Regions from separate parts of the Homo sapiens genome. Here all the other regions are linked to region 1. Evidence: chromatin contacts called from ENCODE Hi-C or POLR2A ChIA-PET data. All regions are on one chromosome and are shown on one strand. The core of a region is the stretch at or near the end of the contact, and the rest is flanking DNA. Distances in the headings are between cores, read along the strand shown. Region 1 holds the start of RPS29 (ribosomal protein S29). Region 2 holds the start of TIMM9 (translocase of inner mitochondrial membrane 9). Region 3 holds the start of PELI2 (pellino E3 ubiquitin protein ligase family member 2). Region 4 holds the start of DLGAP5 (DLG associated protein 5). Region 5 holds the start of WDHD1 (WD repeat and HMG-box DNA binding protein 1).

What was found. A loop is a pair of places that touch in the nucleus more often than their neighbours do. ChIA-PET counts read pairs that join two places held with the same protein, here RNA polymerase II (POLR2A). Pooled maps may share reads with other maps.
Region 2: a pooled map shows a loop between it and region 1 (5-fold over the local background). The contact joins the promoter of TIMM9 here to the promoter of RPS29 in region 1. A Hi-C loop is called at or near these places in 3 of 50 pooled maps. POLR2A ChIA-PET finds 5 or more read pairs at or near these places in 2 of 52 experiments (CD4-positive, alpha-beta T cell and Panc1).
Region 3: a loop to region 1 is called in a map of naive thymus-derived CD4-positive, alpha-beta T cell, with 18 times the contacts of the local background. The contact joins the promoter of PELI2 here to the promoter of RPS29 in region 1. A Hi-C loop is called at or near these places in 1 of 168 maps with a recorded cell type or tissue (naive thymus-derived CD4-positive, alpha-beta T cell) and 5 of 50 pooled maps. POLR2A ChIA-PET finds 5 or more read pairs at or near these places in 1 of 52 experiments (B cell).
Region 4: a loop to region 1 is called in a map with no recorded cell type, with 20 times the contacts of the local background. The contact joins the promoter of DLGAP5 here to the promoter of RPS29 in region 1. A Hi-C loop is called at or near these places in 1 of 37 single-sample maps with no recorded cell type and 2 of 50 pooled maps. POLR2A ChIA-PET finds 5 or more read pairs at or near these places in 1 of 52 experiments (activated naive CD4-positive, alpha-beta T cell).
Region 5: a loop to region 1 is called in a pooled map, with 4 times the contacts of the local background. The contact joins the promoter of WDHD1 here to the promoter of RPS29 in region 1. A Hi-C loop is called at or near these places in 1 of 168 maps with a recorded cell type or tissue (psoas muscle) and 4 of 50 pooled maps. POLR2A ChIA-PET finds 5 or more read pairs at or near these places in 1 of 52 experiments (Panc1).

The regions. Positions count from the first base shown.
Region 1 is chr14:49,584,089-49,588,287 of GRCh38, forward strand. RPS29 (ribosomal protein S29) reads right to left here and starts at 2,292. Exons shown (of 3, transcript NM_001032.5): 1 at 2,197-2,292; 2 at 1,862-1,961. The coding sequence starts at 2,258. It also overlaps RN7SL1. RefSeq lists enhancers at 1-296, 1,323-1,372, 1,971-2,470, 2,343-2,852.
Region 2 is chr14:58,425,577-58,429,775 of GRCh38, forward strand. TIMM9 (translocase of inner mitochondrial membrane 9) reads right to left here and starts at 1,955. Exons shown (of 6, transcript NM_012460.4): 1 at 1,816-1,955; 2 at 1,478-1,666. It overlaps KIAA0586, which reads left to right and starts at 2,143. Exons shown (of 31, transcript NM_001329943.3): 1 at 2,143-2,887; 2 at 3,787-3,857. The coding sequence starts at 2,689. RefSeq lists enhancers at 147-1,090, 2,105-2,154, 2,225-2,414.
Region 3 is chr14:56,116,735-56,120,933 of GRCh38, forward strand. It overlaps PELI2 (pellino E3 ubiquitin protein ligase family member 2), which reads left to right and starts at 1,677. Exons shown (of 6, transcript NM_021255.3): 1 at 1,677-2,003. The coding sequence starts at 1,927. RefSeq lists an enhancer at 1,065-1,304 and silencers at 1,435-1,494, 1,535-1,794, 2,085-2,154.
Region 4 is chr14:55,189,621-55,193,819 of GRCh38, forward strand. DLGAP5 (DLG associated protein 5) reads right to left here and starts at 1,965. Exons shown (of 19, transcript NM_014750.5): 1 at 1,843-1,965. LOC105370508 (a long non-coding RNA gene) reads left to right here and starts at 2,053. Exons shown (of 2, transcript XR_943888.3): 1 at 2,053-2,182. RefSeq lists enhancers at 1,155-1,708, 1,709-2,261.
Region 5 is chr14:55,025,256-55,029,454 of GRCh38, forward strand. WDHD1 (WD repeat and HMG-box DNA binding protein 1) reads right to left here and starts at 1,844. Exons shown (of 26, transcript NM_007086.4): 1 at 1,773-1,844; 2 at 1,456-1,548. The coding sequence starts at 1,532. It overlaps SOCS4 (suppressor of cytokine signaling 4), which reads left to right and starts at 1,981. Exons shown (of 3, transcript NM_199421.2): 1 at 1,981-2,216. RefSeq lists enhancers at 1,666-2,193, 2,194-2,720 and a silencer at 1,822-1,871.

The DNA of each region.
Region 1 (4,199 bases), core at 1,042-3,541:
CTCCCACCTCAACCTCCTGAGTAGCTGAGACCACAGGCGCGGATCATCATACAAGGCTAATTTTTGTAGAAACAGGTTTTCGCCATGTTGGCAAGGCTTGTTGCGGAAACCCTGGGCTCAAGAAATCTGCCCATCTTGTCGGCCTCCCAAAGTGCTGGGATTTCAGGTGTGAGGCACCTCGCCTGGCCCAGTTCATCTAGGACACAGAGCTAGGGCGTGGGCCAAGGTCCATTTTCTTACGTATGATATACTACCTCTCAAATTAGGCGAACCTCCTCATTTTAACAAGAAGCATATACTGATGAAGTATTTGCTCAGGGCTGCCAAGCCTGAGTTTAAACGTACTTTCTCTGTCCCTGCTGCACTGCAGTATTCATATTAACAATTTACAACAGACAGGGCGCCGTGGATCACGCCTGTAATCCCAGCACTCTGAGGGGTCAAGGCAGGCCCATCTCCTGAGGTCAGGACCTCAAGACCAGCTTGGCCAACATGGTGAAATCCCATCTCCACAAAATAATAAAAATAGGCCGGGCGTGGTGGCAGACGCCTGTAATCCCAGGTACTAGGGAGGCTGAGACAGGAGAATCGCTTGAATCCGGGAGGGGGAGGCTAGTGAGCTGAGATCACGCCACTGCACTCCAGCCTGGGAAACAGAGGGAGACCCAATTTCAAAACAAAAAAAAAAATTTACATCATTATAGAACAGTACTATCCAATACAAAATAATTGATCAGAAAGCTGGTGATTTTTATCTCAAAGAGCCAATAATAAATTCGTTTTCACCTTAAAAAAAAAAACCCAAACTACTATTTAAAAGATTTTCAGAAGCCAAAAGTTTCACAGTCAAAAGTTTCATATAAACACTAGCTTGACTAAGATGATCAAGAGATAGAAGCACTAAATGGCAGACCATTGTTTGCTGAATCTTAACAATGTCTTTCCGGCCCCAAACTTTAAGTTCATTCCAGTGTATGACGCTTTCAAACATTTTGGGTTGGCCGGGCGCGGTGGCTCACGCCTGTAATCTCAGCACTTTGGGAGGCCGAAGCAGGCGGATCACGAGGTCAGCAGTTCGAGACCAGCCTGACCAACATGGTAAAACCCCGTCTCTACTAAAAATAAAAAAATTAGCCGGACATGGTGGCAGGCGCCTGTAATCCCAGCTATTCAGGAGGCTGAGGCAGGAGAATCGCTTGAACCGGGGAGGCGGAGGTTGCACTGAGCGGAGATCACGCCATCGCACTCCAGGTTGGGTGAGTGCGACTCCGACTCAAAAAAAAAAAAAAAAAAACTTGGGGTCAGCGGTTAATACATATATTTGGTTAGAAAATATCTAGGTACAGCCGCGCGTGGTGGCAAGAGCCTTTAGTCCCAGCTACTCGGGACGCCAAGGCAAGAGGATCGCCTGAGACCAGGAGGAGTTCGAGGCTGCAGTGAGCCGTAACAACGCCACTGCACTTCAACCTGGGCGACAGAGGGAGACCCTATCTCTAAAAAAAAAAAAAAGAGAATAGGTACTTACAAGATTGATAAATGAAACAAATGTAAAACAATTTTAGTGGCTTCTCTAAAGTGAATTTCACCAAACACAATACACGGCACCTAAAACTGGCTAAGCTATCTAGGTAAAAAAGGGAGTAGGAAAGACTAAGTCCTTCACCTTCTCCATTCTATTAATTTGATTGCCCAAACCATCAACACTGTCACCAGCTACCAACTAAAAAAAGAGGAAAAGCTCTTGGTCGAATGCTCAGAATTACCACTCCAGGGAAGATCTGTCCGTTTGTCTTTCGCGGAAAAAATAACCCCCACAACCTTCTCTGCCCAAACAACATGGAGTACGCCTGCAGACGCCTACCTTAATGAAACCGATATCCTTCGCGTACTGACGGAAACACTGGCGGCACATATTGAGGCCATATTTCCGGATCAGACCGTGCCGGTTTGAACAGACACGACTGTAAGAAAAGAGACAGCGGTTTTGCAGGTCATAGAAATTACAAGACTCCGCACTCAGACGGCTACTACCCGCATCCCGGGACTCCCAAGCCACAGTACAGGCCTGTAATGGCGGCACCAGCGACTCCCAGTCGGCGTGCTCCCTCGTGCCGCCCGTGGCCTCCTCTACTTGAGATTTTAAGCAGCCTAGCGCTCCACGGCAACGCTTCCCCAAAATCACAAACTATTTCTCACCAAGAGCGAGAACCCTGGCCGAATTTTCGCGGGTGGCTCCAGTACAGCTGCTGGTGACCCATCTTGCTCTCAGCAGTGCAACGAGGTAAAAGGAAGAAGCTGGCCCACGCATGCGCTCTTCAAATTTTTGAGACAGTTTACCCAGAATGCAGTGCTCAAAGGAAACGCGTGCGCAGTGTGGTCAGGTTGTTTCGCTGGGTGAGTAAAATGAAATCTTAGAGGCGTTGTGGGCTGGCCCAGTTGATGACGTCACCATACCACAGCTTCTAGTGCTATTCTGCGCCGGTATCCGACCGCCGGGCGCGGTGGCGCGTGCCTGTAGTCCCAGCTACTCGGGAGGCTGAGGCTGGAGGATCGCTTGAGTCCAGGAGTTCTGGGCTGTAGTGCGCTATGCCGATCGGGTGTCCGCACTAAGTTCGGCATCAATATGGTGACCTCCCGGGAGCGGGGGACCACCAGGTTGCCTAAGGAGGGGTGAACCGGCCCAGGTCGGAAACGGAGCAGGTCAAAACTCCCGTGCTGATCAGTAGTGGGATCGCGCCTGTGAATAGCCACTGCACTCCAGCCTGGGCAACATAGCGAGACCCCGTCTCTTTTGAACAATAAATACGTTAATTTTGGACTCTCAAGAGATGAATATTCTCATAGTCTTTTTTATTGATTAAACCTTTTACTTTCTTTTAATTAAAACGTTACACTTGGGAAAGGAGTTTTTCCTCGACTCACCAGTGACACCTACTGGAATAAATTTACAAAACAACTTAAAATCAGCTGTAATGATCACGAGTCAACGGTAGGGTTTGCTTTTATTTTGTTAAAGAGAGTACGTTTTCAAATTTATTTTTTTGACACACTCCTCCAAGAAATACACCTACACCATTCCAAAAAAAAATGAGATTCTTTGGCATTTAGTGTATTTGATTCTTAAATGTAATTGGCTGAATGTAAAGTAATAAACAAGTAATGTGCAGTGTATGTTGCTTTGACCAGATAATTTGGTGACAAAACAAGTAATGAAAAGCAAATGCAAAAATGCAAAAAACCAATGTCAATAAACGAATTTCTGCTGAAAGATACCTACATTCCATATGGTCATTTATAATGCCTCCAGATAAAACTGCTCTGAAATCAAAGCTTTAACTAGATTTATAAAATGTAGCACAGGGTGCAACAATTCCAGAAACTTTTACATATAAACTTTTATAAATTGAAATACAACACTTCTTTAAGGTATGTTATGTCAGGGTTCTAGTGGGGTCCCCCTACCCAATCATTAAGTTAGGCATTGTATTATATGATTAAGGAAGGAGGGGAGTCAGAGATTTGTAAACTAGATATAACTTGCTCCTTGCCCTCAAAATTTTCTAATCTGTGGGAAACAGGATTATCTCCAAGACTTCAACATACAACGTTTGTGCACCAACAACATATGTACAGCTAAGGAAAATATTCTGTATTAAATCATGGGTGTGCTCATGAAGTACGAAAGGAGCCAAGAAGAGAAATTAATTCCAGTTCGAGGTACATTTGAGAGACCTTTGAGGTAGACCTTGAAGAATGGGATTTCTACAGGCAGCACTTGACAGAAGGGAATGCCTGGTGAAAGGAAGCGCTTGAGCCAAGGTAAGGTGAACAACTTTGTGTAACTAGAATAGAAGATGGACAAAAGGCCTAGTGATAGGAATGAAAAGGTATTTTATTTTAAAGCCTCATTGGGCAAGATCCAATGTCAAGCTTTTACAACTTTCCTATAATTTATATCAGTCACTAATGTGTGGTTTCCAAAAGCCATTTGCCTCTCAAAAGCTAATCTAACATTTGTCCACACTTTCTTAGGCCTCTTCTAGTTGGTCTCCACAATATTTAAAACATTACAGTGGTTCTGAGATCAATTCCATTAATATTTTTAGTACTCTGATATATAAGCCTTTGGGCCTAAAGAAGTGAATTCATTTAGGAGAGAAAAAAAGACAAATGAGAAGCAATTAGTTGCACTTCAACAA
Region 2 (4,199 bases), core at 705-3,204, 8.8 Mb after region 1:
GAGTAATGACAAAGAGCTGTAAGATCCAAATTAAGTTGTCATTTTAATAATTCAGAGTGCCTACACTCAGATCTTAGGTCACTGTTTCTTTCACATAAGTTTCACCTAGAAGGTAAGAGTTAAACTATCTCCAAGGTCTCTGGCGACTCTGACATTGTAGTTCTTTCAGTACACTCATAATATACAATAAATTGTGAACAAACAAGTACCACCTATGAGCCCAATTACGAAGAGAAAATGTAACTAAAATAAAAAATAATGGCCACGTGCGGTGGCTCACGCTTGTAATACTAGCACTTTGGTAGGCCGAGGCGGGTGAATCAAGTCAGGAGTTCGAGACCAACCTGGCCAACATGGTGAAACCCCGTCTCTAATAAAAATACAAAAAAAATTAGCTGGGCGTGGTGGCGGGCGCCTGTAATCCAGCTACTCAGGAGGCCTGAGGCAGAAGAATCGCTTGAACCTGGGAGGCGGAGGTTGCAGTGAGCCAAGATCGCGCCACTGCACTCCAGCCTGTGCCACAGAGTGAGACTTTGTCTCAAAAAACAACACAAAACTCATTAGAGAAACTCAGCAAGTTACAAAAAAATAATAATTAAAAGGGTCTTTAACGCTGAGCCCTTAAAGTCTTTTTTTTTCTTTTTTTTTTAAGACAGTCTTGATCTGTCACTCAGGCTGGAGCACAATGGCGCGATCTCAGCTCACTGCAACCTCCACCTGCCGGGTTCAAGCAATTCTCTTGCCTCAGCCTCCTGAGTAGCTGGGACTACAGGCGCGCGCCACCATGCCCAGTTAATTTTTTGTATTTTCAGTAGAGGCGGGGTTTCACCTTGCTGGCCAGGCTGGTCTCGAACTCCTGATCTCGTGATCCGCCCGCCTTGGCCTCCCAAAGTGCTGGGATTACAGGCGTGAGCCACCGCGCTCAGACTTTAAAGTCCATTTTAAGTCTAGACTTCTATGAAGGTAGACTGCCGAGATGTAAAAGAAATAAAATTAGTTATTTAGCTTTTAGATCGGATTACATTTTCTGCTTTGATTATTCTAAAGCCTCCAGTAAGGCGTAAAGGGAAAGCTCTAAGTAGCGCATCCTGGGAAATGAGCAGATCAGGGAAGGGGTGTTAGACCTGGTATTATGTCTAAAGACGATTTTCATTTAAAGGAGGATCTTCCCCCGGGCAGCTCAAGGTCACATCGTAAATACCTTATAGTCTAATTCAGTGTCCCAAAACAGGACCCCGACTCCCCAGATCCGGGTTGGGGGTGGCTCAGGGCCTAAAGTTCCTACCCTCGCCCAGGTGACACCATCTCCAGGAAGGTCTGCACCCGACCCGGCGAAGCGCTGTCCCGCTTCGCACCCCCCACTGCTCCAGGTACGTGCGGCGGCCTCCTCGGGAGACCCCGCCACTTTCCTGGAGCGTAGCCTGCCACCCCCCGTCCGGGAACCCCGGATTCTCACGGCAGAGAACAGACACCATACTTAAGCACAGGCTCTCGCATCCGACATCAGTACAAGGCTGGGGGTTGTTGGGGGACGGTTGAGCCTTGGGAGGGAGGGTCAGGGTCTGGACAGGAGCCGCGGCCGCCAGATGGGAAAGAACACGTGGGAGCAGTAATGTCAAGTGACACTTAAACCCTTAGACGCCGATTCGTTATAACGCGAGGAAATCTAGAAGAAAAAGCAGGTACCATCAGCGAATTCTAAAATCTCCTAAGGATTAACTTCGGTTATTTTCTGCTTAGACAACGCTTTCTATTCCCGACTTCCTCTCCAATAATGACCCGAATCTGTCGAAACTTCTTGGAAGCCTAATTTACCTAATCCCACGTCCCTAACGGTCTTCGGAAGCGAAGCAGTGTCAACAGTCCCTGGTAAACACAAGTAGTATTACAAGTCGGGAGCTCTTCAAGTCTTGGATGAGACTGTAGAGCGGTCTTGTGCGGCAATGTGCTACCTTAAAATAAATAAATAAATAAACCCCTGTTATGTCCGGAGTTTGTTTCCACCCGGAGAGGAATGGAAGAGCACCAGAGAGCGCTTAGCTTTCTGGTTGGATGTTTTGGGTGAGTTTCTTGGCGCGCATGCGTGTTGTGTCTCAAGGGCGGGTTTGAAGGGAAGTGGGTGTTGACCTGCGGGCAACTGACGCTGTTGTCAGATTACACCCACGACGGTGCGGGTCTCGGGCGTTCTGGAGATACGTAGGGGTGAATTTATGTTTCCGACGATTGCATCTGGAGGGGTGTGTAAGACTCTGTGGCTGAAGAAAGCTATTACGCTTCTTATGTGGGTCATTATTTTAAAAATAGCATTTCGCTTTTATTTGCTTGACTGCCTCTTCTCAACAAATTTTAAGCCCGCCACTACATGTGTTTGGTTTTGCCCTACCAGCTCTGGGGTTGGGGAGTGCACTGTTATGGTTATTGTTGCTCCTGTGGCCATTCTCTTGTCATCCCCACTTTCACATTTTGGCGTGGTGTATTAATAGACTGAGTGGGATTAATGGGTAAATATGACTTTATAGTCAGCTCTAATCCTGGATTCAATATCAGAATTTAGATTTTCAGCTTTGTGGATGTTCGACATTTTAAAAACAGTTATTGCAAAGAGGTGAAAATTTTGTTCTGAAGTCTTAAGGAAACAGAGAAAGTTTTTCCGTCCTTAAGTGTGGGACTTGTTTTGTGACCAACAATATGAAAGGCTCTGAGGTCAGCTTGGAGAAGAAAAAAAAGATTAAGATGCCAGTGAAGAGACTTCGTGAGGTAGTTTCTCAAAATCATGGAGATCATTTGGTTTTGCTGAAAGATGAGTTGCCCTGTGTTCCTCCGGCATTGTCTGCAAATAAACGTCTTCCTGTTGGAACGGGGACTAGTTTGAATGGAACATCACGTGGTATGTGATTCCATGTAGTTTTTCAACCAGTTTTAGTTTAGTAAATCTTTAGTCCTTATTTGTTTAAATTCCCAAACGTAAGATATAAGTCTAGTTTGTACAGATGTTTGAAAACTGACCCTGTTTCCCGGGAAAATGGCCAGGAAGCCTATAAAATGTTTGAATAGATGGAATGAATGAAACTTTAACGTCCCCTGTTGTGCTTTTTTTTTTTTTTTTTGCATTGACTTTTGCATATTTTTTTTTTTATATTTATGGTGGATACACTTAACTTGTATAATGTGCTTTATTTTCCCCCACGTAGTGTTTTTTATAGTTTTCCCCCAAAGTAGTGCTTTTTACCTAATTCACTACTTTCTTTTCATAGTGGGAAAAGCAGGACTTCTGCCAATTGATGGCTTCTATATTCCAATTCACTTAATCTGTCTAGAGCTCAGTGAAAATAAGGATAACATATGCTTTACCCACTTCGCTGCTAATTGTGAGGATTAAATTAATGAATATGTGAGCAAAAACAGCAAAACGCTTTTGTAATGCTGTTCTTTGGGGGATACAGCGGTGACACTCAAATAGTACTGCTGTTAAATTAGACCTTTACATCGTATACATATTTCTACCCATAGTTTGTCCACATCCAATAGTGTATGGTTATATTTTAAAATGTTTCGTGCTTAATCTCACTTTATTGTCAGTACCGAACCTTATTTTCCCAAATATCAACTGTAAAAACTTTCATTCAGATATGTTTAAATACATTTTCTTAACTTTTTTTGCATGCAAATTGTCTTTCCAACTTCTGCGTTATATGGAGTTTATAGATCTTGAATCATGCATATACAGTTTCTAAAGCTAAGGATCTGATTTTAAAATCACTAAAATCTATTCCTTTGTTTTGTTAGGTTCATCAGACTTAACTTCTGCTAGAAATTGTTACCAGCCTCTATTAGAAAATCCCATGGTGTCAGAAAGTGTAAGCAAAAGGATTCTTAATTATGCTCACGTTAAAATTTTCAGTATTGTCAAATAATGCATTCTTAAATTATGTTTGATTAGCAGCATGCCTTGTTTTTATTTAAATATCACTTACCAAAACAAATGTTTTATATACTACAATTGTGACTTTGAATGGTGTTTGAGACATTAAACAAAAGGCCTTCCCTAGAATCAAAAATACCTATTAGTAAGATAATGGCCGCTGAAAGAGATAGGATAACTGAAAAGAAACTCTCTTACTATTCAGGGAAAAGGTGTTCTTGCCCAGAGACTTAACATGTTCTTAGGTAAAAGAAAAGGAACAACTAACAGTACAATT
Region 3 (4,199 bases), core at 427-2,926, 6.5 Mb after region 1:
GGTGACAGAGGCAGGCATCATCGTAATCGTGACGGCGCAACTGCAGAATGATTCTGACAGATCTTTGATAGTCATACAATCTATGTGGTAAGTAGATGCACAGAGTACATGAAGACAACATTAATCCAGCAGAAATTTGAAAGAAATTTACATCAACACTGGGGAGGAGACATGATTTATCCCTTTAGTGAAGGAGTGCTGGTTAAAACTGTAACAGATTTTTTATTACATATAAAAAATATAGAGAATACGTAATATATGCAGAATAACTAATATTCATTTGAAATACAGAATTTCTATAGTTAGCTGAAATAAGTTAACTGTTTAATAAAGTTTATTTTTGGCTTACCAGTGGTGTGGCTTTAGTTACTTTGGAATAATTTATTTCTAAAACCTCAATTAAAAAAATCAGTTCCTAACTGAAGTAAAATTATCAGAAACATCATGTCACTACCGTAATAACCTGTCAGAGAATGTTACACAAGGGGTGCAGCACAGCGGAATGGAAGGTTACAGATGCAATTATTATTTTTTCTAGCCCTTTGCTTCGGGTCATAGCCAACCAGTCACTATACACAGGGTAGCTTCTGCAGTATTTATTTCTTTAAATATTTAACAGTGTTGAGAGGCAATGACTCGCAATAATATGTAGAGTTTCTAGCACATTATGAGTGCTTAATAAATGTTAGAACAATAAAATCCTGTATGATGAAAAACAGCAGTCAGTAAAACTATACAGTCTACGATATTTTAAAGCCATAGCAATAACTAGTTTAAAAAGAATAGAAAGCAAACAGTGCATTGATTAAATCACGGTCATAAAGGAACATTTACGTTCACTAAAAAGTCCACCCAGGTAATTTCCCCTTGTATGTATTAGGGGATGGAAAGAAGGCACAGGAAAAGTGGATAAAGTATGGATTAAAAAACAACTCTTCCCCCATCCCCCCGCCACCCCCCAAAAGCCAGGTGGAGCTCTATTGACCACAAGCCGGGGTAGCTACATCCAGTGCAACGGTGGGGTGCTCCAAGCGCCTTCGAAACGTCCTCTACGCCAGCACCAACTGGCAAAACCTTCTAATTTTCTAGACGCCTTTCTGCTTGGTTTTGGAAGGGGAGGCACCCAAGTGGGTGTGTGCGACACCTCTAGTTGTAAGCCGGGACACAGTGACGTCGAGAGAGCGCTATTCTACTCGGAGAGGAAGTTAATCCCATCGAACTCCAGCCAGGAAAACGTGGGCTTGGGAACCGCGGCCGCTCGTTTCCAGGATCTCCCGCGGGCCTTCGCGGCTGAAGAACCAGGCGGCGAGGGCTGAGGACCCCGCGCTCTAAGTTTGGGGAAGGAAGTGAGGAAAAAAAACAGAGCTGCTCCTTTAAGAACTTCCTTTCCCTTTTACTCTATGTTTACATAACACAGGGGCCGAGCCTCCGCCGGGCCGAGGGGGGCGGGGAGTGGGCGCGGACGGCCCCACGCGCCGGGGGAGGGGGCGCCCCGCGGGCCGGGGGCGGGCGCCTGGCTCTGCGTGGGGCGGGGCGGCTCCCACCTGCCCGCGCGCTGGCCCCCGCCTCCCCCGCGCGGCCCCAGCCTCTCGTGCGCCCGCTCCCTCCTCCTTCCCTCCCTCCCGCGGGGCTTCGGCGGCGGCGCTCAGCGCAGGCAGGTCCCCCTGCTGCCGGGTCCCATTTGTTGCCGGCTCTGACTCGGGGCGGCCGCGGCGCGCGGAGCTCCGGGGAGTCAGGCGGAGCAGCCGCGCAGCCACGACGGAGCAGCAGCGGGACTGGCCGCCCCGCGCCCCCTTCGCCGCCGTGCCCTTCCCCGGCGCGCTCACCCCGTTCTCGGGATGGGATTGTAGCGGCGGCGCGGACTCGGCGGGGATCGCGGCGGAGGCGGCGGCGTCGGCGGCGGCGTCGGCGGCCGAGCGGGGCTCCATGTTTTCCCCTGGCCAGGAGGAACACTGCGCCCCCAATAAGGAGCCAGTGAAATACGGGGAGCTGGTGGTGCTCGGGTGAGTCCTGGGGTCCCTGGTCCCGGGCAGCGGCGCGGGCGGGGAGCGCCCGCATCCTGGAGCGGGGCTGGCGGGGTGGCTCGGTGCTCTTTGGGGACCGCCGGGGCGCTCGGGGCGGCAGGAGAGGCTCTCAGGGCCCGGACGGCGGCGCGGGGGCGGGATGCGCCCCATCGGCGCGCGCTCGGGGTGCTGCGGCGGACGCCGGGCTGCGCTGTCCGCGCGGAGGACGCGGCGGAGGAAGTGGCCAGAACTCGGGCGACCCAGCGGGGGCAGCGCCGGGCACCGGGTCCGCGGCCGTATCGTGGGGGCGGGGGCAGGGGCTCCACTTCCCGCGCGCCGCGTCCGGGCCGGGGAGGGCGGGCAGGGACTCCATGTGAGGCGCCGCGGTCGCGGGCGCTTCGCGGGGTCGCTTCCCGAAGCTGAGAGGCCGGCCGGCGCGGAGCCCCGTCTTCCCACCTCCCTCGCGGACCGTGGTACCCGCGCCCCCGAACTCCGAGCGCGGCGCCGTGAGCTTGGGCCGCCGCGGGCTGTGGGATCCCCGGCTGCGCTTTGCAAATTGTTCCGATGACCGCCGCGGGCCGCCGCAGCCCGAGAGCAGTGAACTGTGTGTGACCCGGGCCGGCCGGCCCTCCGCTTCTCCCCGCTTGGAGTGCTCTGGAGGGGAGGGACAGGATGCGGCTGCTCGGGGCCTGGCACCGGGGCGCGGGCCGTATCCCCCCGGTCCCGGCCTCGCTGATGCCCTCCCGGCTGCGGGGAGCTCGCCAGCCTCGCCCGCCTCGGCTCCCTCTCTGCTGGTGAAAGCCGCATCTTGAAGATAGTAATTATGTACAATCGTTAAACGGCAGCAATTAGAGACTTCATCTACTTCCTGAGTTTCCTTGTGACATTTCTATTGTTTACCCTTAATAAGCCAGGAGAGAGGCTTTGCGGGCTTAAAACTGGATATAGTGGGCAGTGAAAGGGGAGGGGGAAGGGGGAAGTGCAGGAAACTGGGGGGAAGGAACAACTTGGGTTTAGTGTTGAAGAAAGGATTATTTTTTCCTTTGGATGTGTCGCTCTGGGAACCCGCGCTTTTGTCCTTCTGCGTTGAAAGACCTGTATTCAGAACATCCTCGGCGCTGATAGGTAGGCTTAGCACACATATGAGGAGTCATGGCTGTGGGAAGACTCAGGGAACTTTGCAAAACGTGTTTTGATAAGTGAGTGCCTTGAAGTAAGTGCTGACTTAAAAATAATTTAAAGAGAGGAGTTTTTGAGGGAAGCTTCCAGACACCGCACAACTCAAAGCTTCCCAGTCTTCCTGACTTTGTTGCTAGTGCATTAAGTGGGGGTGGTATTGGAAATCTCATTACCTATTTTGAAGCTGTTTGCAGATAAGTGTTTTTCTCACCTACATCTTAATTGCACTTCAAAGACAAATATCAGGGTTCACAGGAAGGCGGGAGGAATGACAGGAGAAAAGCCGCAGTTTAGTCTGTCTTATGTAACTTCAGCCCAACCTAATCTTGTGGAGTTTGGTTTTGTTTGTGTGGCTGGCTTCAGTGTGTTTAACACTGTGAACTTGACGCGGAAGATTAACGTATGCCAGAACTTTATTTCATTATTTCCTTTTGAGGAAATCATTGTTGAGATGTTTCAGAAAAGCAGCGAGTGGGCCTGGAGAGGTTTTGTGTTCATAGCTGGAAGTGCAGGGCATTCCGAAGCCACGGAAAGGATTGAAACCCTGGATTGTCCTAGTATCATAGTCTCACTCCACAGGAGCCCGGGATATAACGTTGCAGTTGCATATGGTCTGCCCTTTGCTAATGCTTTTCCAGGAGACCAAAGTATGACATAGTTGGCACTTAGGGGGCGAGACACTCAACCGTCGTTTGTGTACCTACTCTGTGCCTGTGCTGTTTAGGCATTGCTGATGCAGTGAGAACAGGGAACTTTCCTTTTAGAGTGGAGTGACAGGCATAAACAGAAAGAAACATGCAAATAGAGGAGTAATAAGTGACAATTTCAGGTGCAGCCAAGTTCTGAAGAGGAGTTGATAAACTTGGAGAGTGACTGCTTAGGTGGGTATTGGTTTCTTCGGCTGGAAGGTGAGGGAAGTTCTCTCTGAGGAGGTGAAATGTGAGTAGAGGATGCTAGTCTGGTTTTTGAATACTTGAATTGTGGTATTTTTCTTTTTTCGAGGGTAGGTTTCTGACT
Region 4 (4,199 bases), core at 715-3,214, 5.6 Mb after region 1:
ATTAGTCATATAGGGATAATCAATAGGCAACCGGATACAGATAGAGTTGGATAGAGAGGCACAGGGCAAAGTATGTGGAAAGGAACAAGGAGCTTCCATGCTCTCTCAGGTAGCACCACTGTTTAGGAACCTTCATGTATTCACCTAAGAAGCTCTCCAAACACAGGTGTTTTTTTTTGGTTTTTATGGCAGCTTCATTACATAAGCATGAGTGATTAAATCATTGACCACTGGTGATCAAGTCAACCTTCAGCTCCTCTCCCCTCCCCAGAGGTTGTGAGGTGGGGCTGAAAATGCCAACTCTCGAGAAATCCTGCCTTGGTCTGTCTAGTGACCAGCCCCAATCCTGAAGCTATTTAGAGGCATCCAGCTATCAGTCAATCATTAGCATACAAAAAGGTACCACTTTGAAGACTCCAAGGATTTTAGTAGTTGTTTGCCAGAAAACAGAACAAGACCAAATATATAGTTCACAATAACCCTATCAGTTTGCTCCATTATTTTCATCCATACAAGAAATCATACAGTTTAGGCCGGCACGGTGGCTTAGGCCTGTAATCCTACCACTTTGGGAGGTCGAGGCAGGACTGCTTGAGCCCAGGAGTTTGAGACCAGCCTGGGCAACATAACACGACCCCGTCTCTATAAATTTTAAAAAAGAAAAGCCATACACACACACACACACACACACACACGCACAAAATCATATAGTTTAATTGGCACATGCCTTTTTCTTGGAAAGATCTTTGAGAATGTATTCAAGCAAAACAAAAGAGGACAATAAAGACGACGTCAGTAGATCCAACTAGGGAGAACAAAGAAAATTAGAAAGTTTGAGGGGGTCACCTGTGTAGCTGGTATAGAGAACTACCAAGCCAAACTGGAGAAAGGATACTGATTCTCAGAAGTCTTGGCAGTTAAAAAACAAAAACAAAAAAAGGTAAGGGGGAGGCTCTGTGATAGACACACTATGGTATATTCTTCAACAAGAATTAACTAAATCCACTAGAAAACTCCAGATAATAGAAAAATTGGCACAAGTAATGCAATACATTGTTACATGATTCTAAGCAATCAACAAAATATAAAAAACGAGAATCTGTCTGACCTGCATGCTAATAACATTCTCCTCTAAGACCCAAGGAAAGTGACAATGGACTGTGCTTTTCATAAAGAACTGTCTTCTACTATTTATCTCCTGCAATATTAATTCGCTAAAGATTGAAGAAAAATTAAGACTTATGTATTAAATACAGGATAGCACTATCCACAGCAAGAGAAAGAGCGAGCGAGGACAACATTAAAGGTACAATTATCAGAATAACCCTGAAAGGTAGTTAACTATTATCGCTCTCATACAGATGAGGTCAATTAACTGCTCACATTAGCATATCTAAAAGGTGGTGAAGCTGGGATCCCAAGCAAGGCAGCCCTGGCTCCACACACACCTAAATTTTGTTTGGCTGAGTGGCGTTTCCTCCAGCTTGAAAGTCCAGAATGCGTTAATCTTGCTTGACTAGAGGTTCTCAACCGGGCGTTTTTAGTTGCCATGGGACCTGGGAAGAGCTACGGGAATTTAATGTCGGAGCTAGTGAAGAACAGTTTCACCCCAAAGGTCAATTACGCCCCGGTGGTGAAACGCTGACTATTACAGAGGTCAGGGCAAACATATGGACTCTTCTAAAGGCTCGCATTATCAGCTTCGGGAAGGGCAGGTAACACGGTCCTAAAGGAGCCTGCCTCTGACTTGCTCCCGCTCGCAGCCCCCGGTCCTCAGACCCTTCTAGACCTTCAACGGAAGCGGGCCAGTGTTCTCCGTCCAGCTCTCCAGCACCCACCTACCTGAGCCACCTTCTAGCGTGAAACCTCAACCAAACAAAAAGTAAAGAACACTCGGTCTGGACGACCACCGCCGACTCCGAAGCAGGAACCCTCACAACCCGAGCCTCCACGAAATTCAAACTTGCCGCACCGAGCCGCTGATTGGAGGGGCTTTAACCAACACTTCCGGGGAAGATCCCACCCCTTCCACTCAACGAGGCTTGCGATTGGTTTGCTCCGTGCGATATTTGAATTGATTGAAAGGTGAAGGGCCAGTTCAAAAGATGGGTGAGAGAGGGAAAATAGGCGGGACCGCGACGCGGGATGAGAAGGAGTGGAGCAGTCGGGGCGCTCACGTCAGGTGAAGGGCGGGAGTGGGCGGTGGAGCCCGAGGGGTGAGGCTGGGTCCCTGGCAAAGCTGGGCTGCGGGAAATCTCCCCCAGAGCTCGCAAGGCTTTTTTTTTTTTTCTTTTTTCTTTTTTTTGAGACAAGGTCTCTGTCCCTTAGGCTGGAGTATAGTGGGCACCGACCACTGCTCACTGCAGCCTTGAGCTGCTGTGTTCAAACCATCCTCCCACCTCAGCCTCCCGAGTAGCTGGGACTATAGGCGCGCACCACTACGCCTGGCTAACTTTAAAAAAATTCCGTAGAGACAGGGCCTCACTACGTTGACCAAGCTGGATTCAGGGCTTTTTAATGTCCTTGTTTAGTCACAGAATCTAGCAGACCTTCTTGGAATGTTTTCTTTACTAGACGTTTTAAAGAAAAGGCTTACCCCAATTATCAAATCCTTACATAGTTTAGCGTTACTTTTCAACGTCGCCAGCCCCCCTCCCCTTTTTTTTCTTTTTTAGTTCATTTTTTGTTGAGGCGAAGTTTTCGTATACAGTGAAAATAATAGTTTTTCCCCCCCAGTGGACAATTTGATGAGTTTGGTAAATGTAAACAGCTGTGTAACTACCACCCAATCAGGACGTAGAGCATTTCCATCACTCAGAAGAGTGGCCTGTTTCTTTCCTGTCCATCTCCCACCACATCAGCAACCACTCCTCTTATTTCTAGCACTATAAAAATGAAGGTGATAGGTACTCTTTTGGGTCTGCGTGAACCAGAAGTTAGTAGTGTTTGTTATTGAGAGGCATTCCATTGAATACTTTATGCATTCACCAGTTGATGGATTTGTATTGCTTTCAATTTTTGGTGATGATGAGCAAAGTTGCTATAACCATTCTCGTACAAGTCCTTGTGGGCATATTTTATTTATCTTGAGGAAATACAGGAGTGGAATTTCTGGGTCATTCTGGGTATGTTTAACTTAAAATTTTTTTTTTTTTTTAGAAGCAGGGTCTCTCCGTCCCCCAGGCTAGAGAGCAGTGGCACAATCATAGCTCATTGCAGCCTTGGCCTCTTGAATAGCTGGGACTATAGGCGGGTGCCGTCACCCATGTCTAACTTTGTAAGGAATTGCCAAGCAGTTTTCCAAAGTGGTTGTACCATTTTACAATTCCCACCAGCCACATATAAGAGTTCCACTTGTTTCACATGCTTTCCAGCACGTGGGGTTGTCAGTCTCTAATGTTCACCCTTCTGGCCAGGCACTGTGGCTTGCGCTTGTAATCCCAGCACTTTGGGAGGTCAAGGCGGGGGGATCACGAGGTCAAGAGATCAAGATCACCCTGGCCAATATGGTGAAATGCCGTCTCTGCTAAAAATACAAAAATTAGCCGGGTGTGGTGGTGCGCGCCTGTAGTCCCAGCTACTCAGGAGGCTGAGGCAGGAGAATCGCTTGAATCCAGGAGGTGGAGGTTGCAGTGAGCTGAGATCGCACCACTCCACTCTGGCCTGGGTGACAGAGTGAGACTCCATCTCAAAAAAAAAAAAAAAAAAAAAGAGACTGAGAATGGTGGCTCATACCTGTAATTTCAGCACTTTGGGAGGCCAAGATGGGAGAATCAGTTGAGGCCAGGAGTTCAAGTCCAGCACTGGCAACATAGCAAGACCCCATCTCTACCAAATAATAATAATAATAATAATACAATATTAGCTGGGCATGGTGGCGCACATCTCTAGTCCCACTACTTGGGAGGCTGAAGTGGGAACATCACTGGAGCCCAGGAGTTTGAGGTTACAGTGAGCTATGATCGCACCACTGTACCCTAGCCTGGACAAAAAAGTAGGAACCTGTCTCAAAAAAAAAAAAAGAAAAGAAAACTATTCTGCTATTAAGAAACTCTGATGCATTCTTCAGCATGTCAATTATATTTTTTGACCCTAGAATTTCTGCTTCTTTTAAATTATTTCAGCTTCTTTGTTAAATTTATCTGATAGAATTCTGAATTCCTTCTCTGTGTTATGTTGATTTTCTTTGAGATTCCTCA
Region 5 (4,199 bases), core at 594-3,093, 5.4 Mb after region 1:
GCTGACCCTCTCCCCACAATTGTCTTGTGACCCTGACACATCCCCCTCTTCGAGAAACACCCACAAATGATGAATAAATACTAAGGGAACTCAGAGGCTGGCGGGATCCTCCATATGCTGAACGCTGGTTCCCCGGGTCCCCTTATTTCTTTCTCTATACTTAGTCTCTGTGTCTTTTTCTTTCCTAAGTCTCTCGTTCCACCTTACGAGAAACACCCACAAGTGTGGAGGGGCAACCCGCCCCTACACAAACTAATACAGGTATCTTCTAACAGTCTTTCTGCATCCATGAGTGCTCCTTTTCCAATTCATCCTCCATGCATTTTCTCAAAAACAAACCTGATCACATCTCTCTGCTTCAAGCCTTTAATACCTTCTCAGTGCTTTTAGGATAAAACGAGATTCCTTAATAAAGTCCAGAAGGTCTTGGATAGGACATCCATTGCCTAACTTCACAGATTCATCTCTCACTAAACTCTGCATCACTCTCCACATTTTAGTAAGGCTAGTTTTCCTTCAGTTCTTTGAGCATACCATGATCCCTGGCCCCATTGGGCCTTTACACACAGTATTGCCTCTGCTTACTATGCCAACATCACCACCCCACCGCCACCACCACTCATCTCTTTATACTGCTTAATGCCTGCTCCGTCTTCAGATGGCGTCTCAAGAAACACTTGTCCAAAGAAGCCTTCCCTGACTCCTTTAACTAGATGAGCTTCTCCTCATACATGTTTATCACTGCACATATTACTTGTTTCTAAATACACATTTATTTTTGTGATTAATTTGTGTTCAATGCCTGTCAATCCAAAAAGACCTTAAGCTCAAAGGAGGAAAAGACTGTGTCTGGTTCGCTCTATTCTATCTGTAGTCCCCAGCAAAAGAGACACACAAGTATTTTTTCAATGAATCAATCAACATAGAAGCGACAGTGGAAGCCGTGCAATCGAGCAGTAGTGCGTAAGAATGGGACTTGGAAAGATAAAAGGGACCAGAATAACCGTAGGAAAATATTATAGTTTAGGAATCAGAGGAAAAAATTGTTTTAAGCCGTCAAAAAGTTAAAAAAAAATAAGCAAAAAGGGAAATAGCATCACTAAAGGCATGGAAGGATATCATTCCAAACAGAACAGGCCACTGAATTTGACAAGTAGGCAGTAACTAGTGATCTGACAAAATTAATAATGTAAGATGCAGGGAAGGGGAAAATATATGGAGAGAAGCTCGCATCTTTCCAACTCCTCTGGAAGTACGATTATAACTTTGTCGATATACTACAACTACCATGACGGCCCGAATCAAACAATAATCTAAAGAAATATGTGTGCCATTTTAGATTTCAACATTATTCCTCTATCCGCATGAGTCATTTTTAGCTGACTGCACATATAAAGTTTAAGGATAAATGTTTTAACATTTGCACCTAAAACGTTGTTTCTCAAAGAACCTTACCTCCCAGAATCATCAAAACAGACCTCCGTGTGTCCCTCTGTATGCCCATATCTCATTGGCTTCCGTGTGGCAGGCATGTTTTCCTTTACCTATCTGAAAATGTTTTATAAAAGCCAGTCTTATTATTTCAAAAGAGAAAAGCAGCGAGGCTAGGGATAGGAAGAGAGCTTAGTCTCCTCTAGGGCCCGTTCTCCGCAGCCCGGTTTCCCCCACCCGAGTGACACCAGCGGGATAAGGCAGAGGGTCTGTCAGACAATAAGCCGGAAAGGGAACACGCATCTCCTTGGTGGACGCGGGCAGCCGGAGTGGGGACTCACCCGGGTGACCGAGCCTCCGCCACTGAGGATCCACAAGAGCTGCTTCCCGCGCTTCGGCTCGCTCACCACACTGCGCCTGCGCCGACCCGCCCACGCCCAGCGCAGGTCCCGACAGAGGTCGCCGGGTGGTGGCGTCAGCTGCGGCGCCCTCCGCGTGGAAATTAGCCGGTTGCCCGGGCAAATCAGGGAGGAAGGGAGGGAGCTGAACACGGAAGTGGTGGCGGCGCCCAGGGAACCGGCGGAGGCGATGACCGTGACGGCTGGGTTGGGACCGGAACGCCGAAGCGGGGTTGGGGGTGGCAGAAAAGCATCTGCTTTGTAAGACCTACACGAGGTGCAGGAGTGGTTGGGCCTCCCCTCTCCACTTAAGCAAGCGCCCAGACTGATGGCGATGGTGATGGCAGCAGTTACTCGCACAACCCCAGTTAAGCTGCGCTCCGGGAGGTGAGTGGGGGAAGGGTGGCCGCTGCCTGGCCTCGCAGGCCGGGGTCTTGTTCCTGCCCTCCAGGCTCTCCTCCCAGGAAACAATATCCGGATCCCTAAAAGGATCCGGTCTCTTTCTTGGGGCCCAGTTAGCAGACAGATCTTTGAGCATCTTCTCTGGAAAAGAAGGCGAGATCTTCTAGAGCCTCTAATCTTGGCATCCTTCGTGCCCTCACCTTGTCGCTTCTGTAGAGATAAAGAAGGAATGACTTAATTTCTGTTCCGGTTGGTTCTCTTGGTACCTGAAGGTATAATTAATTAATGCTCAATTAATGCTTATTCTTTGCGACTCTATATATCCGTTATGAAGAAAGTAACTTGTGTTCTCTATTCAGATCCCACCTAAAGTTTACTGAAGTGAATATTTATAACCAAAAGAAGAGTTATAACTTAGTAGCCTTGAGCACTTACATTTGATCCATGCAATATCTGCTAAAGTCTTGGCCACTAAGTTTAAGTTTATGCTTTTCTTGTATCTTCATTCTCCATATTGGTACAGCAGCCTGTGATGAAAACCTTCAGAATGATATTCTTTCATTTGTACTTATCTTTGAGAATTTTTCTGCGTTTTTGTGATACCTTCCAGTATCAATCACATTTATTTTATTACCTGAGACGTTTTTCTGTTGAAGAGGTTTCCCTATTGTTTTTTTCAATCTAGTTCCATTGTGAAAAGTTGCAAACACACAGGCAAACCGTCGTGTTCTTACCGTGGGTGGCATTGTGTGAGGCGTTGTTTTTAGTACTAGAGCTCCAGATAGCCTTGCTAGACGCTGAGGTTTGTATATGAATGAAGAGGAAGAATGATTGGCTTAAAAACAACTTGGGATTTGTGGAAAAATAACCCACTGTTGATCTCCCGAAAGAGCAGTGGTACCAGAGATGATGCTTTCTGAGTGACCTAATTTTTTTTTTTTGGAGATCATTTGTTTTTTGGATAGACTGGCTTATAAATTTTTTCGTTCAAGTAACAATATCATTGGCTAGAGTACATAGAGTTCAAGATGAACTCTCATAATATTCGTCTCTATGTTGAATAAAGCGTGGTGAGATTTCTGGTTAGTACTATTCAGAGCTCAGCATAAGAAGAATCTGCAAATTGGAACAAGTTATAGCTACAAAATGCCTTCACTATAATATCTGTAATACCCATGAGACTATGATTGATGTCCACACATCTGTCATTTTCTCTTATCAATCAAGCCATTTGATTCATAGGTTAAAGAACAATTTTCTTTGCAGATTTTGCATGTATGGTAAAAGCTTGAGCCTCCGAGTTTAACAGTCCTGGGTTTTAATTCTAACTGACACATTGTGTGACCTTGAATATGTTCCTTTACTGAAAATCGAATTCCTCATCTCTAAAATGGAGATGACACCTACCTCCGTCGCATTGTTAGAGTATATAGGAGATACTCATGGATGTATAAAAGTAATTGTTATTAATATCTCATGTTACTAAAGGGGTGCTTTGGGTGGGTATTTAGTGTTTTTTGTTTAAAGTGGGATTTGTTTAAATAATTATCCAGTAAATTTTTCAAATATTAAAAAATGTATTCTTGTTTTTGCTAGTATCATGTTTTCACAATTCCATTTGTTTCAGTCAAATGGCTACAAATTGTAATACCTTCAGTGAGTTTATGGTCTTGCTGAGGGAAATAGACATTCAAACAATATGATCAAGATGATAGTGCAGTAATGAAAGATGTGTAACTTAAATATTAGCAAAATTGTCTAGTTAGTTAAAATAACATAGTTTTTTAAAAAGAAATCAGTGTAGCTGTGTCACTGATAGGAGTATCAAAAATTTTCCAAATGTAGTTATTTGTCATTAACAGTGCTTATCTCATAGGTGTGGGTGGCTAAATGAACTGACTGAAAATGATGCCAAAGTCACAGATTGAATTGCAGTGATGGTTAGTTAGCTTTGCTGTGTTGTAACCA